2 separate regions of the Homo sapiens genome follow, and region 1 is linked to region 2. A link is an interaction called in ENCODE POLR2A ChIA-PET data of the cell type or tissue named here. Cell type or tissue: PC-9. All regions are shown on one strand. Links, peaks and the distances in the headings refer to the core of each region. The heading gives the core; the rest is flanking DNA.

Region 1 (5,377 bases), core at 862-4,861, 1.7 Mb before region 2:
ACTTTGGCACACAGGTCACACAGATGTGTGGATGTATATGTTTATATATGCTCATGTGTGTGCATAAAAATCATGACATTTACACTTAGGATTTATGTATTTACTATCTGTAAATTATACTGTATTCTTTAAGTATAATTGCTGGATATCTCTCTTAGGCCTATAGAATCAGAAGCAGAGCTGAAGAATAAATATACACAAGTATATATATTTTTAAAAAGTATCCCAGGTGATCCAAGTATTTTGGTATACATCCTTGTTTTCAAATCACTTTATCCCTAGACTCAGGGAATTCAAGAACTGTGCAAAGAGTCAGCCCTCATGAGTAAAAGTTCTGGCTCTGCAAATAACAAGCTGTGTAACCTTGGGTAATGCAGTCATAAAAAGTGGCGTCTAGACTAGATGAACTCTCTGGTTCCTTCCAACACTAATGGTGTAAATCTTATGACAGAAATCCATATCAATCAGCCAATACACACAATAAGCCCAACATTAAAACCCAAGGGAAGTAGGTGGTTGACTATGTGATCTAATTTCAATTACGGCTACCCAAAAGTTCTTTCACTCTAAGTATGTATTACACTCTATCTTTAGAAATTCATTCTTCCATATTGTGCTTAGGCAAATTCTTAAAAGATGGTAACACATTAAGCTAATCATTAACACTCCTTTATGGATGTGACAATAGACCAACTTCAATTTCATAGTCACTAAAATTCTACCCTTTAAGGACAGTATGTAGAATCAAACTACAAAAAAATGTAGTTTGGTATATAGCAGAAAGAACATAGAACTGAGAAAGAAGAATCTGCTTTCTGCTTACACTTATACCACTAATTATTTCTATGCACACTTATGCCCCTAATTAACTGTGTGTCTTTGAATAGGTCCTTTTTCCCCTCTGATCAACCATGAGTGAAATATGAGGACTGGAATACATCATCTCTTAAGTGTCATGAACACTACTACATGATTCTCTGAATCTTTTTCAGTCCTGATATGGGGAAAGTGAAAGGTAATCTTGAGTTCTCAAGTGAAGGCACTGCCATTCTGTAATTTTGAGAAAGACAGCCACAGCAACTAGGGACAGTGGCAGGAAGCTGATGGAGAACACTGAAATCAGTTTGTTTGTTTTTCTTTAAAGCCAGTTTGAGCCCTTGGGTGAGAGCAGGGACAATAACCAATTACATTACCTTTGTGCTTATGCTGCTCAAAGTGTTTACCACTTAGAATATACTGGCTGTCTCAGGGGGAGAGAAATACACTGGCGTTGTTCCTTAGGACACTCCATGTTGTATTTATATATGATATAAATACAAGTTGTACTTATAAAGTGCTATAAAAGTGCAGAGGGCAGAACCCACTGACCAGACTCCAGAAGCACGTGTAAGGACTGCACTCTGCTGTCCTCTTCCCCTTACCCAACACTGCTCATTTCCCTCCACAAGGAGTGCTGGGACTAGGACCAGCATGGAGAAGCCAGGCTTCCACATGGCCTGGGGGAGGCTTGTGGCACTGGATATAAGCTTCTAGGGCTTCAGGGGTAAGACAGCAGCTCAACTAAGGGGAATCAGATGGCTACCTAAAAGTAACATTGGAGGGAAAAATTTGAGAGGAAGGACAAATGTGTGAGAGTCACAGGGACCCTTTCATGTGAGAAAGGGAAAATGAAACGCAGTCAAATGAAAGCCATTCGATTTGTAGGCAGATGAACTTTTCATTCAAAGAACACTATCATTCCCTTTTTCCTAATGAGATTGGTGTAAACCATGTTTCTAATAAGTAGCTGATGCAAAATTAGGTGTGTTGACTTCTTTACTCCAAATACACAATCTCAAGACAATGGCTGAAATTTCAGGTTTTGATAACTGAAAGAATTATAGAGAACACTCTATCTTTCCCACTGTACCTTTCAGTCTGAGTGAGACACCAGATGGGAACGGATCCCTGGCAGAACCTCCAACAGATCTGCGCACTGAGAGGAATGTGCACTGAGGTGGAGCCTCGTCCCTTCTCTTCCTGGGTGGTACCTGGGATTCAGTCTGGGAGGCAGGAAACTGGCTAGCAGGACTATCACTTTGCTGAGAGTCCCTGTTTCCCTTTTTTCCCTTTTCACCCAATAAATTCCATTTTTCTCATCCTTCAAAGTGTCTGTGAACCTAGTCTCTCATGACCATGTGACAAGAACCTGGCTTTTAGCCGAACTAAGGAGAAAGTCCTACAACATTAGGAAGTCAGCCACTACTTTATTTTTTATTACCCTTTCCAGGAGTAAATACTGCTAACTCACGAGTTATTGTCTCAGAGGTGTTTGAACCAGAGCAACTCCACCTTGAATAGGAGCGGGGTAAAATGAGACTCAGGCCTACTGGGCTGCATTCCCAGGAGGTGAGGCATTCTAAGTCACAGGAGGGCATAGGTCCGCACAAGATACAAGTCACAAAGACCTTGCTGATAAAACTAGTTGTGGTAAAGAAGCCAGCCAAAACCCACCAAAACCAAGGTGGTGATGAAAGCAACTTCTGATTGTCCTCACTGCTCATTGTGCACTAATTATAACGCATTAGCATGCTAAAAGACACTCACACCAGCGCCATAGCAGTTTACAAATGCCATGGCAACATTGGGAAGTTACCTTATATGGTCTAAAAGGAAGAGGAACCCTCTTCAGGGAATTGCCCACCCATTTCCGAAAAAACTCGTGAATAATCCACCCCTTGTTTAGCATGTAATCAAGAAATAACCATGAAAATAGCCAACCAGCAGCCCTCAGGGCTGCTGTGCCTATGGAGTAGCCATTTTTTATTCCTTTACTTTCTTAATAATTTTGCTTTCACTTTACTCTATGGATTCACCTTGAATTATTTCTTGCCCAAGATCCAAGAACCCTCTCTTGGGATCTAGATTGGGACCCCTTTCCAGTAACAATTAGACCAGAAAATATAATTGTGTGAACTCAAGTTTCCTAGGAATTGAATGCAAACCCACAATTTCAAGTAGTCTAGGAAATAGCCATTCAACTAATAATGATAACAGGTTGCTACTGATCTGAGTCGAATAGGGGCTCACCTAAAACAATAGGGGGAAAGAAAAATCTCCCTTTTTAGAAACCTGCCTCATCCTCAGTTACTCTTAAGTGTTCTTTCTCTCTCTCTTCCCCCCTTCCCTCCCTCCCTCTTCCTCTCTCTTCCTCCCACCCCCTTAAAGAAATATTTAGCTTATACTTGTAATGAGCCTTAGGAAGCTCACTGGGGCCTTGCCTAAACATTGCCTGTAATTTAGGGTGAGTTATGTTTCAATTACCTCTATGCTATAGCATACTGGTGAGGGCAGGCATTATGTCATGTCAGGGATACAGGCGAGAGAAAATACGGACGCCCCCGTTACAGGCGGTGATGGAGCAGTTTTAATAATATCGGAAGAAAATGGACCATAAATGCCTTTCCAGCTGTACCATTAATCTGCACATTAGCGATACCACATGCTCTATTTTGGGGAAGGAGGCTGAAGGCAGGAAGGGGTTACAGGTATGGTGGGTACTGGAGTTCGTTTTCTGCCTTTAGAAAAGAGGCAAAAAAAATCCTATAAAAACCATAGAAATGTCTGGGATTTTTCTGTGAGTAATGATCTTACCAAAGATATAAAACACTAACTTTTTAATTTAAAAAAATCTAATTTCTAGTGTTTCCCTGTTTCCTGCAAGAAAGATAACTTACATGTGCTCTCACCCTCCCTCCCATTCCCTCTCTCTCATTTTCTCTGCCTCTTTATTTTCTTGACACAAATAGCAGTCATTGCTCAGAGAATGCGCAGGATTAGGCTGCTTTGTAATTCAAACATTTTATTCAGGTTACCCCTTATGTTCTAAAGAGGAAAATATGTATTGGCTAAATGGCCTTGTTATGGATATTTCCCATTGTGAATAGGAGGGTGGCTCCCCCCACACTAACCTTTCCAAACCATTACTCCATTTTTCACCTACTTCGGAATTTAGCTAATTCTAATTTCCAATTTTTTTTTTCAAATAGGGGAAAATCATATATAGATATTTTTCTTTGGCGTGATTGGTTCTTTTAAAAAGAGGAAGTGGCAAAAATGAGCAGCCACAGCCAGATGATGACCTACACTTTGAGGATTTGTGGTTTGCAGGTGTTGAGCCCCATGAAATAGAGTAAGAAAGATTAGGATGTGGTGGGTTGGTGCATCCAACAGCCCTTTAACTTTGGTTAGTTAAAACAAATACATTCAGTCAGAACTGTCTCTTATTTAATCAAGGAGGAATGTGTTCAGTATCTAAAATAAATAGTATACACGGCTGGTCTAACTTTCCTTGAATCAAAATGACAGTGTAAGCCTAAAATAAAAAGGACAATATGAAACATGACACATGCACAGAAAACTGGAAAATACAGAAAATTTTAAACCAACTGTGGTTGGGAAAGATACATACTAAAGAAAGATAATTGTCCATGTGTGGTTAATAATTATTTTTTTCATGTAGATATAATTTGGACTTACTGGAGAATATTCAAACATTTCACATAAATATAAAAACCACCTCTGTTATTATTTCAGTTATTTCTATATCTTTTAATGATTCTATCTAATGTATGGACAAAACTATCTATTTATTCATTCATTCATTTACTTAACAATTATTCATTGAGTATCTACTATGCAATAAGCACTGTTCTGCTCAATGTAAAATGAAGACATCTAGTGAACATAATACATATGGTGAATATCTTCCTGGAGTTAATAATATTCTATTGGGAGAATTAGACAATAAATCAAATACATGCAGTTTGTGATGCATGCTAGCAAGCAAATGTTATGCCAGAACAACTTTACAAAGTCTTCAGAGAAATCAGAATTATATAGCATATGCCACTCTGCATTGTGCTCTGTTTACTTAAAAGTGGTGAGAATGAGCTTATGTCATTAAATATTCTTGGAAAACGTTTCTAATGGCTGGATAGTCTGTCTTTTTAATAAACCTTAATTTATCAATTTATGAATTCTATCATACAGTCTTTTAATTTGGGGGGTATTTGAATTGTTTCCAATTATTCACATTTGTAAATAATAACAAGGACCATCTATTGTATACATGTTTGCCAACATTTCTCATTAGTTTGAGTAAATAGCTTCTAAGAAGCAGAATCACTACGTTGAAAGGTATGAGCATTTCAAAGGCTCTTGATGCAAATTGATAAATTGTTTTCGAGAAAAGTTACTAACCTATGCTCCCAACCGAATGTCCTCTTGGAAATAGCTAATATTCAAAGCATATTGACTGTGCCCCCAGATCCTGTTCTAAGTTCATTACATGGATTAACTCATTTAACTCTCCCCTATAAAGTAAGTATACTGTATT
Region 2 (5,377 bases), core at 711-4,710:
TGTCTCTTGATGACATGGCAGACTGCCTTAAAGGCAGGGCCAAGGCAAAACTATCCACTTAGTGAAGCTTGTTCTAACCACAGGCAAAGCACCTAGGAGGCACTAAACAGTTTGGCAGTGCTGGATTTGCAAGCATCATAACCGCCAGGAGCACGGCTTAGTTACTTTGTGTCTGACATTGTAATACATCCATACACACAAGAACACCAAACCACTGTCCCAGGCCCCAGGTACTGTCAGCATAGGCCAGTGAATCCAGTTGAGCTTAGCCTTGTTTTGGAGGGAAGATTTTTTTCTTTTTCTAAAAGTGAGAGCAACTTTCATGCACACCCTTTTCTAAAATGAGAATAATAATTATGCGATCTACCTTCAAAGAGTTGTAAGGATTTAATAAGGCAATATGGCAAAATGCTTGGCACATGGCCTGGCACATAGTAGGCATGTTGCCAACATCAGCTGCTTATATTATAATCTCACTGTCCACCTCTTCCAGGTTTTAGAAACCTAGGAATCACCTTTTCCTTCTTCTGTTTCTTTATCAGAAACACCCAATCAATTGCCAAGTTTCTTTCATTTCTTCTTCTTTTTTTAATTTTTTTGAGACAGAGTCTTGCTCTGTCACCCAGGCTGAAGTGCAATGGCATGATCTTGGCTCACCACAACCTCTGCCTCCCTGGTTCAAGTGATTCTCCTGCCTCAGCCTCCCGAGTAGCTGGGATTACAGGTGCCCGCCACCATGCCCAGCTAATTTTTGTGTTTTTAGTAGAGACAGGTTTCACCATGTTGGCCAGGCTGGTCTCGCACTCCTGACCTCAAATGATCTGCCTGCCTCGGTCTCCCAAGGTGCTGGGATTACAGGTGTGAGCCACTGTGCCCGGCCTCTTTCACTTCTTATTTCAAAGTCTCTGAGTTTTCTCTCACTCTCCATCCTTTTTTTTTTTTGAGACAGAGTCTCTCTCTGTTGCTCAGGTTGGAGTGTAGTGGTATGATCTTGGCTCACTGCAACCTCTGCCTCCTAGGTTCAAGCAATTCTTCTGCTTCAGCCCCGAGCAGCTGGGATTACAGGTGCCCACCACCACGCCAGGCTGATTTTTGTATTTTTAGTAGAGAGAGGCTTTTGCCATGATGGCCAGGCTGGTCTCAAACTCCTGACCTCAAGTGATCTGCCTGCCTCAGCCTCCCAAATTTCACTCTCCATTTTTTTTTTTTTTTTGAGACAGTGTCTTGTTCTATTGTGCAGGATGGAGTGCAGTGGGGCAATCTCGGCTCACTGCAACCTCCACCTCCTAGGTTCAAGTGATTCTCATGCCTCAGTCTCCCCAGTAGCTGGGTTTACAGGCACGCACCACCACACCCATCTAATTTTTGCATTTTTAGTAGAGATGGGGTTTCACCATGTTGGCCAGGCTGGTCTCGAACTCCTGACCTCAGGTGATCCGCCCACCTCGGCCTCCCACAGTGTTGGGATAACCGGTGTGAGCCACCGCGCTTGGCCTCTCCATTCTTGATACCATGTTTATCCAGGATACAATCATGTTAGGAGCAATGGAACTGGGGTTGAGGGTAACAGGTGGGAACACCAGCTCTGCCACTCACAGCTGACTAAGCCTGTCTGACCAGGAAACAGGCTCCTATTTCCTCATCTGGAAAATGAAAATAACATCATCTTTTGTATCTACCCCACAGGTTATTGCAAAGATGAGATGATGTATGTGCCAAAACTGTTTGCAAACTTTAAGATGATGCAAAAATATTACTTTTTAGATTTTTGATGTAACCTTCAGCTCTCAGTAAACACCAATTTTTTCCTGTTCTAGTACATTCTGTACATTACATTCAGATTTATTAATCTTCACATGCCACATTTATATTTAGCAAAAGAGCTACATGTATAAACAACAAGCTTCTGTGGTTTACCTTAAGTCTCCTGTATCCAAATTTAAGATCTAGCCCTATCATATGATCCACTTATTCATTCAGGTCTGCCTCCTCAGCCTCCATGTCTTCAGATTGTGGACTTATGGAGAGTGATTTTCCTTAATTTCTTTATCTCTCCACAAAAGAAGGGGAATATGTGGTGAATATTAACTACAGAAGTAAGAACAGTGCTAACCAGCAGCTTCACAAAGCATTTTTTGAAGAAAGGTACTACATTAGAGAGACCAGTGCTGACACTGATTCAGAGCAGAGAGTACTGCTGACCTGGCACCGGCTGCACAGGGCAGTCAGAAGTTTGAGCAATGGCACAAGCAGTGGGACTCCTGCAAGACCCATAACCCAGGCCATTCCTCCCCATGGCCATTCTCACATTCCTGCACATAAGCCATGACTATCTGATGGTGACCTCGTCACCAAGCAACTGCCTGGATTTCACAGCCACATGTCTGTTTGGTCCAGATCACTGATCGGTACGTTTCTCTCATAATTTTTCTTTGGACCCACTTTATTTGAGTACCACTATACAATCAGTTTTCCTTTGAGTGATACAGTACTACATGAAATCCTGATTGAGGATTCCTTCTCTTTCTGATTTAGTTAAGAGGAACTCAATTTAGTTATTTTCCAGAAAATATACATTGAATAGTTTTCACCTCTCAGACAGTGGTGCTAATTCATTATTCAAATAGACATACTATGGACTTATATATGTATATTGTGATATTTTTCCCGAGCAATCTTACTGAAAACTTGCCTCAGGGAACAAAAGATGAATACAAGATGATTTCCCTTTTTTGTTTGGCCAAGTTAACACCTGTGAAGTCACTGAAAGGTGAATCATCTCCAATTCAGCAGGTGAATTATGTATGTCTGGGGAATGTCTTTGCCACGTTGGTAGGAATTCAGTCACCAATGTCATTTATATTTTTCTATTGAGCTAAAAGATGAAGCCTACATAGCTGAATATTTTAATCAGCCACAAACACATAATTTCCACAAAGCAAATAGATTTCAATATTGTATATTTAATTATAGATAGCCAGTACTATCTAGGTTACTTGTCTTCCATTTATGAAGAGTAAAAAGCCTGAATTGGGTTACTGTCAGTCAGAAACAAGGTGAATTTTTTTTTTAAAGGATTATATAGCTTTCTCATTATCTCTTCCTCTTCATTTATTGAGTGGAAATGTAAGACAAGAACTTGCTTGATTTTTCTATCCTCAAGTGAGGTTTCAATACATATAGATAAATATTGAACTACATCTGCAAAACCTGTATAATTCTGCATTATCATTTCAATAGTCTCTAATGAATTCAGATGCTTAAGCCACATCCACCAGCTCAATGGTATGATGTTGCAAAAACTTTATCAAATGTTAATTTCTCAACTTGGCAGTTTATTTTATTTGAAGTTACTGAGTCTGAAAACATGGCCAGAGAATGGAGCACAAGGTACTTGTTGGCATGCTGTGACTAACAGAAAACTTATCCTAAGATGTCACAAGACCATGCTCTCTAAAATGCTATAAAAATTGATGTAAATGGTATCACTGAGCTTTAACCTATCCAAAACCAAATATGAATGTCTTTCCAAAATGCTTTTTAATAAAACAATTAAAATTTAAATTGTGAAAATTTATCTGATTTCTTTATCAACTTACTGTTTTTGATCCATGCTACAATGGGATTGTAAATCTAACTCAAATAAAACTCCAAATACCTTTATCATAATGTTATCTGATGTGTTTCAGCAAATTTGATCTTTTAATATCTTGCTTATTTCTAATGTATACACTAATCTGCACCCAATTAAAATTCTGCACACCTCAAGCTAATATTAGTGTGACCTCTAACTATTTGTATTTAAAGTATCCATCATAAGGCCTGACCCCGTTCCCTACTCTCGTGCCTGGGCCACCATCCTCGTAGAACATCCTAGGAGATTTCATTAGCTTTTCAGCCTCCAGAGTTCTAAATTATTCAATCATAATGATTTCACTTTATTCCTCTTCAGACACCCATCCCCAGGTTACACTCTGGGTCTTAGGGTCACTCAGAATGGTTCCCCTTCAGGAATTGTAAACACCAATATCCCAACACCAATTTGACTACAATCTGTTCAAAATTTAACTCCAAGTCTCCCTCTCAATTGCTCACCTTCTTCCCCATTTCAGATAATGGCAACTCCACCTTTCAATTTGCCTGGACCAAAAACCTTGGAGTCATCCTGACTCTTGCTCACTACCCACATCCAATCTGTCATAAATCTTGTTGGCTCTATCCTCGAAATACATCCAGAATCTAACTCCTTCTCACCACCTCTGCTGCCACCACCTGATCAAAGTCTTACTTTGCATTTCTTATTTGGATTATTGCAATAGCCTCCTAACTGGTCTCCCTGCTTCTACCCTGGCACTTCCCTCAAGTCTATTTTCAACATAGCAGCTAGAGTAATCCATTAAAGAGACATAAGATCACATCACTTCTGTGCTCAAAACCCCACAATGACTCTCTATTTCCCAGAGGGAAAGCCAGTCTTTACCAGAGTCTACAAAGCCTACACACTCGATCCCTGTTGTTTCTTGACCTCATTTCTTACATCTTCTCCAGGCCCACTCCACTCCAGCCACACAGCCTCCTTGCTTTTCCTTGAAAACACCAGGCACTCACACACTGCGAGGCTTTGAAGTGGCTGTTCTCTCTGCCTGGAATATTTCAATACATGTATCTGCATAGCTCATCCTCTTTCTCTCCTGATTGTGTGTTCATATGTTACCTTCTCAACCAGAGCTATGATGACAACCCTATTTAAAATTATACCCTATCCTCGGAATTCTGAATTCTTATTCTGCTCTATTCTCTTCCCCTGCCCCCATCCAACCATAGTACTTATTACCTTTTAACATATTACATAATTTACTTGTTTATTATTATGATTTTATTTATTGTTTTCTCCTCCCAATAGCATTGTGCATGATGTACTCTCAGAACTAGAACACTACCTGGACACTGAAGGCACTCAATAAACATCTGAGGAATAAATGAGTGAGCATCCTATCCTCCAGCCCTCTCATGTGCTTACTCCTGCCACATTTGTACATTGACAGCCTATAGACCTCCAGTCACTTGGTTCTTTTGCTTCCTCATAGTTTATCAGTCTCTCTTACTGTCTCTACCTAATTTCAGATCCCTGGTTGGTCATCTGAACTGTTCTCTCAATAACATCCTATTCCCTTTTCAAACAAGCCCTTCTGCAGCATCTGCCCAATAAAACTCAGATCAGAGCCACAATCCATTGTCTGCTTTTGCATCCGGGCAGCCGAGTGGTGCAGGAGAAAATTAGACAACCTTGCAGATTGTTGCCACCAAAACTGACGTTCTCCAACATCAATCTGCCAAGCTTACTGTGCCATCTATCTTTTTATTTATTCTGAGTTAT

Evidence for each region. Peaks named below come from ENCODE experiments on the same cell type or tissue, not always from the same donor. Only the 100,000 strongest peaks of a DNase experiment are listed, where the experiment ranks them.
Region 1: POLR2A ChIA-PET joins it to region 2 with 9 read pairs; 1 of 35 experiments calls an interaction of 5 or more read pairs at or near these places.

Annotation. Positions count from the first base shown.
Region 1 is chr3:118,476,516-118,481,892 of GRCh38, forward strand. No RefSeq gene overlaps it. Among named protein-coding and RNA genes, the nearest start is that of IGSF11-AS1, 460 kb to the right of the region's middle. RefSeq lists enhancers at 1,103-1,222, 2,717-2,766, 3,571-4,188. In PC-9, for the core only: no CTCF peak of the experiment used is centred there; a DNase peak (open chromatin) is centred at 2,396; H3K4me3 peaks cover 581 bases; H3K27ac peaks cover 1,834 bases.
Region 2 is chr3:120,194,253-120,199,629 of GRCh38, forward strand. All of the region lies in intron 3 of GPR156 (G protein-coupled receptor 156), which reads right to left. Among named protein-coding and RNA genes, the nearest start is that of GPR156, 88 kb to the right of the region's middle. In PC-9, for the core only: CTCF peaks have their summits at 4,246 and 4,452; DNase peaks (open chromatin) are centred at 1,609 and 2,769; H3K27ac peaks cover 1,064 bases.